2 separate regions of the Homo sapiens genome follow, and region 1 is linked to region 2. Evidence: read pairs that join two places in POLR2A ChIA-PET (ENCODE). Cell type or tissue: Panc1. All regions are shown on one strand. Each heading gives the region's core, and the rest is flanking DNA. Links, peaks and the distances in the headings are about the cores only. Region 1 has its middle 31 kb from the start of SCG2. Region 2 has its middle 38 kb from the start of SCG2.

Region 1 (2,925 bases), core at 128-2,627, 70 kb after region 2:
AGTCATGTGTCTAGAAGTGGTGAGGGTAGATATCCTTTTCTTGTTCCTAATCCTAGAGGAAAGGCTTTCAACTTTTCACTATTGAGTATGACATTAGCTGTGGGCTTGATATATGTGGCCTTTATTATGTTGATGTACATTTCATCTATACGTAATTTATTGAGAGTTTTAATCATGAAAGAATGTTGAATTTTGTCAAATTTTTTTTTCCTGCATCTACTGAGATGATCATATGGTTTTTATCCTTCGTTCTGTTAATGTGATATATCACTTCATTGATTTGTGTATGTTGAACCATTCTTGCATCTCATAGTAAATCCCACTTGATTGTGGTGTATAATTCTTTTAATGTGCTGTTGAATTTGGTTTGCTAGTATTTTGTTGAGGAGTTTTGGATCTATGTTCATGAGGGATTTGGCCTGGAATTTTCCTTTCTTGTAGTGTTCTTGTCTGGCTTTGGTATAAGGGTAATACCAGCCCCATAAAATGAATTTGGAAATGTTTTCTCCTCTTCAATTTTTGGAAGAGTTTAAATATGATTGGCATTCATTTTTCTTTAAATGTTTGGTAGAATTCATCAGTGACGCCATCTGGGGTCAGACCTTTTCTTTTTCGGAAGGTTTTTGACTGATTCAATCTCTTTACTTATTAGTCTGTTCTGATTTTGTATTTGTTTATGTTTCAGTCTTGGTAGTTATATGGCTTTAAAATCTCTTCTTTCAGACAGTGTGTCTTTTAACTTTCCTTATGATGTCTTATGTTGTGCATAAGCTCTTTCATTTTTAAGGTAGTTTAATCTCATATTTTTCTTTATAGTTTGTACAATTTAATACTTGTTTACTAAATCCTTTTCTGTCCTCATTACAGAAATCGCCTATATTTTCTCCCAAAAGTTAAAAAATCTTGCATAGGTTTTTAGTTCATGTGGATTTTTCTTTATAATAATGTGGTGTCAGACAGGGACCTAATATTATCTTTTGCATGTAGCTATTCACTTATCCCTTTTTAGTTAACTAGTTCATCTTTTCTCTTTGCAATGTCACACCAAATTGACTTGGGTTCCCCTTGCACTCAGCGATCTGGGGTTTTGATGGCTAAACACTTGAGTCACATTTGAATTTGAAGTACATAGCACTTCCTCTGCCCTGGCTGTATGACTGTAACTAGATTCTTCTTTACTCCTTAGAGGTTAAGTTACATTTTGGGGCAGGCATGGTGGCTCACACCTGTAATCCCAACACTTTGGGAGGCCGAGGCAGGAGGATTGCTTTAGCCCAGGAGTTCAAGGCTAGCCTGGGCAATATGGGCAATATGGTGAGCACTCATCTCTATTTAAAAAAATAAATAAAAACAAGAAAATAATAGGTTAAGTTACATTTAGCTGAAATCTTCGCTGTCTTAACTTGGGTGAATCTTTTGCCCTTTTGATCTCTTTTCTACTTACAGGCCATTGAGTTTCTCCTCTTATGTCAGATTGGTGCACAATTCCATTCCCAAGCTTTGCCCCTTGTTTCTTAATATTTTTACTGATGGCTTGAGATGTTGAGTAGAGAGGTCATCCTTCCCATACTACAGCACTCTGCCTCCATGGGGCTTTCATTCTGTTATTTGCTGATGATGCACTTACATGCCACTCTAAGGCCTCTGATCTGGACTCGTGGCACACAGCTCTAGGACATTTACGTCAGTTCCCTGCTCTGCCCTTTTCCTCTCAGATGTCCCCCTTTAAATCTCACTATATATGTAAAATACCAAACTATGCTTTTTAGGAGTCATTAGTTTGCTCCTCTAGAAGTTGCTTTTCAACTCAAAACAATTGGCTTGCAAGCTTTTTAGACAGAACCATCTGAAGGGAATGGTCAATATTCAATGGCTGTGTTAGTTTTATATTGCTTCATAACAAAGTGCCACAAACTTAGTCGATAAAACAACATGTTTATTATGTCACACTCTCCATGGGTGAGAAATACGGGCATGGCACAGCTGGGTTTTCTGTTAGGGTCTCACAGGCAGATGTCAGAGTGTCAGCTAAGGCTGTATTCTCACCTGGAGTTTGAGGTACTCTTCCCAGCTCCTTTATGCTGTTGGCAGAATTCAATTATTTGCAATTGCAGAAGTGTAGTCCTTGTTTTCTCTCACTCTTTCTTTTCTTTCCTTTCTTTCTTTCTTTCTTTCTTTCTTTCTTTCTTTCTTTCTTTCTTTCTTTCTTTCTTCTTTCTTTCTTTCTTTCTTTCTTCTTTCTTCTTTCTTTCTTTCTTTCATTCTTTCTTTCCTTCTTTCTTTCCTTCTTTCTTTCTTTATCTCTCTCTCTCTCTTTCTTTTTGCCAGCTTTGGGGTGGAGATTGCTCTCAGCTCCTAGGCATTTCCATTGGGTTCTAGCTATGTGGCCCCTCCATTAGCAATTTGCAACATGGCTATTTGCTTTTCTTCCAGGCCAACAGCAGCACATCTCTCTGAAGCTTCATGTTCTTGCAGAGAGAACACCTGATTAGTTAGACCCACCGAGGATAAGCTTCGTTTTTATTAACTCCAGCTAACTTGTTAGTAACCTAATTTCAGGAATAATAACCCAAAATATTCACTAGTGCCACCCATTCTCAAGGGAAGGAGACGATACACTGCAGGAACACCAAGGGGCTACCACATGTGGGGGCCATCCTAAAATTCTGCCCAGCATAGTCGGCTTGTGTTCTAAACCACTTTCCCCCTATTTGAATACTTGAATACAGTGTGTGCTCTTCCTGGTGGAGTTTTTGAGGAAAGTCCAATAAATAGAACCCTTCCCTCCTGTGTGAATTTTAAAAAATGAAACTGAGAATGTAAACAAAGGAGCCAGCATTTGCAGGAAAAAAATTTATCTTTATTACTGATAAAGTTAACGGCAATGTAGCTTAGTGATGAAATAAAAGTGCTGTTACTTCCTCT
Region 2 (2,925 bases), core at 164-2,663:
TCATACTTCATCTTTAACCTTGTTCATAAAACAGAGCTCAGATGGGAAAAGAGGCATGTTGCTGGGTCATATCACTAACGATCTTTCTGTCTGTTTTTATTATTGTACTCATGCTAGAAGTGAGGCATTCTCCACTCCTTTGAAAATGCAAACTGTTAGAAATAGAACCTGCCAATACATGGAATCACGTATCATGTATCAGCATGGAATGGGGGCCTTACATCTTCACATTAGGTGGCATTTCTTTTTTTTTTTTTTTTTTAACAGAGTTTTGATTTTGTCACCGAGGCTGGAGTGCTTTGGGGCGATCTCGGTTCACTGCAACCGCCAGCTCCCGGGAGCGATTCTCCTGCTTCAACCTCCTGAGTAGCTGGGATTACAGGTGTGTGCCACCAAACCAAACTGATTTTGTATTTTGTAAAATTAGAGATGGGGTTTCACCATGTTGGCCAGGCTGGTCTTGAACTCCTGACCTCAGGTGATCCGCCCGCCTCGGCTTCCCAAAGTGCTGGGAATATAGGCATAAGCCGCCGCTCCTGGCCTAGGTGTCATTTCTTAAAAAAAAGATTGTAAAGAGGACAGTAAAATTGGTAAGCTTGTTTATTTTGGTGATGAAATATATTTTTCTGTGTGTCTGATAGTTGAAACTGAAGTCTTTTGAGAGAATCACCTGAAGACTCAGTGCACATATTGACTTGATAAGCCTCCTATTCCTAGGGACATGGCCTATTTCTCATGTGCAAACATGATGGATAGTGTGTGCATTTTTCTTTTTAAAAAAACATATATCCTTTCTTTACTGCAGGGCAGAAATGCTCTTTATTCTTGGTTGTCATATTAAGTTAGGAAATGTGGGGTGGAGGAGATGCTTATCAAGTTCTTAGAGCCTGAGGCCCTTGTTACTCCTTTTGGCAGAGAGTGTGCTCCCCAGCCCCCACCATGATGCGTGATCCGAGCTGGTCACATGACTCCAGGCAGGCCAATCAGGGGTAATGGGATTTAATCCTAGAAACTGGTTTGTGTTATTACAAGGACGTCAAGCTGCAAGATAGATCCTGGTGGCATGCTCTGAACTTATATTAAGCCCCACTTGAAACTTCTGTCCTGTTAACGGCCTGTGAGCCAACACATTCTCTTTCTGTAAGCTTGTGAGGCTTGGGTTTGACATCTTTATGACCAACTTTGGCAGATTTCCGGAGCTTCACAGGTTTTAAACAAATGTTTTTTAAAGTAAACATGTAGCGGCCTGAATATAGAAACCTGTCCATTTGCAGTCAGTCAGACTTACTTGCAAACAGCTGTGTGAGCTCTGCACTACCCAGATAGTAATTTGAACTCTCATCTTTGACTTGAGGTAAGGAAAGTAAATAAGACTGTTTCCAGGTGCATGTTATAATAGGCCAAATTCGGGTCTACTGCACCCAAACCTGGAGTAGTCCTGAAGGTACAGCAAGAAATTAAACTTGGAAGTATAAAGACAGGCATTACAAGATATCCTTTTATGGAAGCAGCATAATGGACTCTGGAGACTGGCTTGGTGTGAATCCTGCTCTGCCACTTTCTAGCTGTGAGACCTTGGGCCAGTTATTTCATTGCTGTGTGCCTCAGTTTTCTCACTGGATGTTTTTTACAAACCACATTTGTAAAATGCATAATAGATGCCATATAATTTTTTAAAATTATGAATATATATGGTGATATGGTTTGGCTGTGTCCCCACCTAAATTCTCATCTTGAATTGGTGATTCCCACAATTCACACATGTTGTGGGAGGGACCCAGTGGGAGGTAATTGAATCATGGGGGCAGGTCTTTCCTGTGCTATTCTCGTGATAGTGAATAAGTCTCACAAGATCTGATGGTTTTATAAAGGGGAGTTTCCGTGTAAAAGTACTTTTCTCTTGTCTGCTGCCATGTAAGATGTGCCTTTCACCATCTGCCATGATTGTGAGGCCTCCCCAGCCAAGTGGAACTGTGAGTCCATTAAACTCCTTTCTTTTCTAAATTGCCCAGTCTTAGGTATGTCTTTATCAGCAGCATGAAAATGGACTAATACATGTGGCAATAAACCAGCCCTTTGAGTGCTGACATATCTTCTCCCCAACTTGACATCATTTGGCCTCAGATAGAATGCAAAGCAGTGAACTCAGTTCTATGTGATTCACTCCTCCTTCAGTCTCCCTGGGTTGTTCAGACCACTGAATTTTGGGATGTCTCTATGAGGAACAAAGCAGGATTCAAGAGCCCCATCAACTCACACCTCCATGCTTTCAGTATTGTAGGCATCCCTTTTGCAAGGTTTGTTTGCTGATTCGTGAACAGGACACAGTGAAATAAACCTCAGTTGAGACTGATACTCTTTCACCTAGGCCAGTCTTGGTGACCTGATTTGGCTCAAAAGTAATAATAGAGTCAATGCTGAAAGCATGTTTGACAAGAATATTTTAATATGTTCTTTTTTAAAAAGTTGAGTTTTTTTTGGGGGGGTTGATTTTTTTTGTTCGTTTTTTGGCTTAATTCTTCTTATTGTGACTTAGGAAATAAGTTGATGCTTTCACAACCATATGCACTTTCCCAACGTGATTTCACATTTAAATTTATTCCAAGATCTGGCATTTGTAGTTAGGCTCACTTATCTTTCTCTTTACCCATGTCTTTATTCTTTGTTGATGTCAAATCCTATTTTCATTTTAGCTACTGAAAGGGAACAAAGCATGGGTGATCATGAAAAGCAACCTGAAGCTATTTTCAACAGTGTTGTTTATTATAGACAAAGCAAACAAGATTCAACAGGTACAATAGTATTAAAAAGCATCTAATAAGATTGACTACTTGTTTGTGCAGCATACTGATTTGTACTCTTTTTATAAAGTACACAAAAATAAATAAATGTATTTGTAATTAGGTTTTTGTATTAGACTTTTAA

The links. ChIA-PET counts read pairs that join two places held together with the same protein. Peaks named below come from ENCODE experiments on the same cell type or tissue, not always from the same donor. Only the 100,000 strongest peaks of a DNase experiment are listed, where the experiment ranks them.
Region 1: POLR2A ChIA-PET joins it to region 2 with 13 read pairs; 5 of 35 experiments call an interaction of 5 or more read pairs at or near these places.

What each region holds. Positions count from the first base shown.
Region 1 is chr2:223,569,679-223,572,603 of GRCh38, reverse strand. No RefSeq gene overlaps it. Among named protein-coding and RNA genes, the nearest start is that of SCG2, 31 kb to the left of the region's middle. In Panc1, for the core only: no CTCF peak of the experiment used is centred there; no DNase peak of the experiment used is centred there.
Region 2 is chr2:223,639,365-223,642,289 of GRCh38, reverse strand. No RefSeq gene overlaps it. Among named protein-coding and RNA genes, the nearest start is that of SCG2, 38 kb to the right of the region's middle. In Panc1, for the core only: no CTCF peak of the experiment used is centred there; no DNase peak of the experiment used is centred there; H3K27ac peaks cover 266 bases.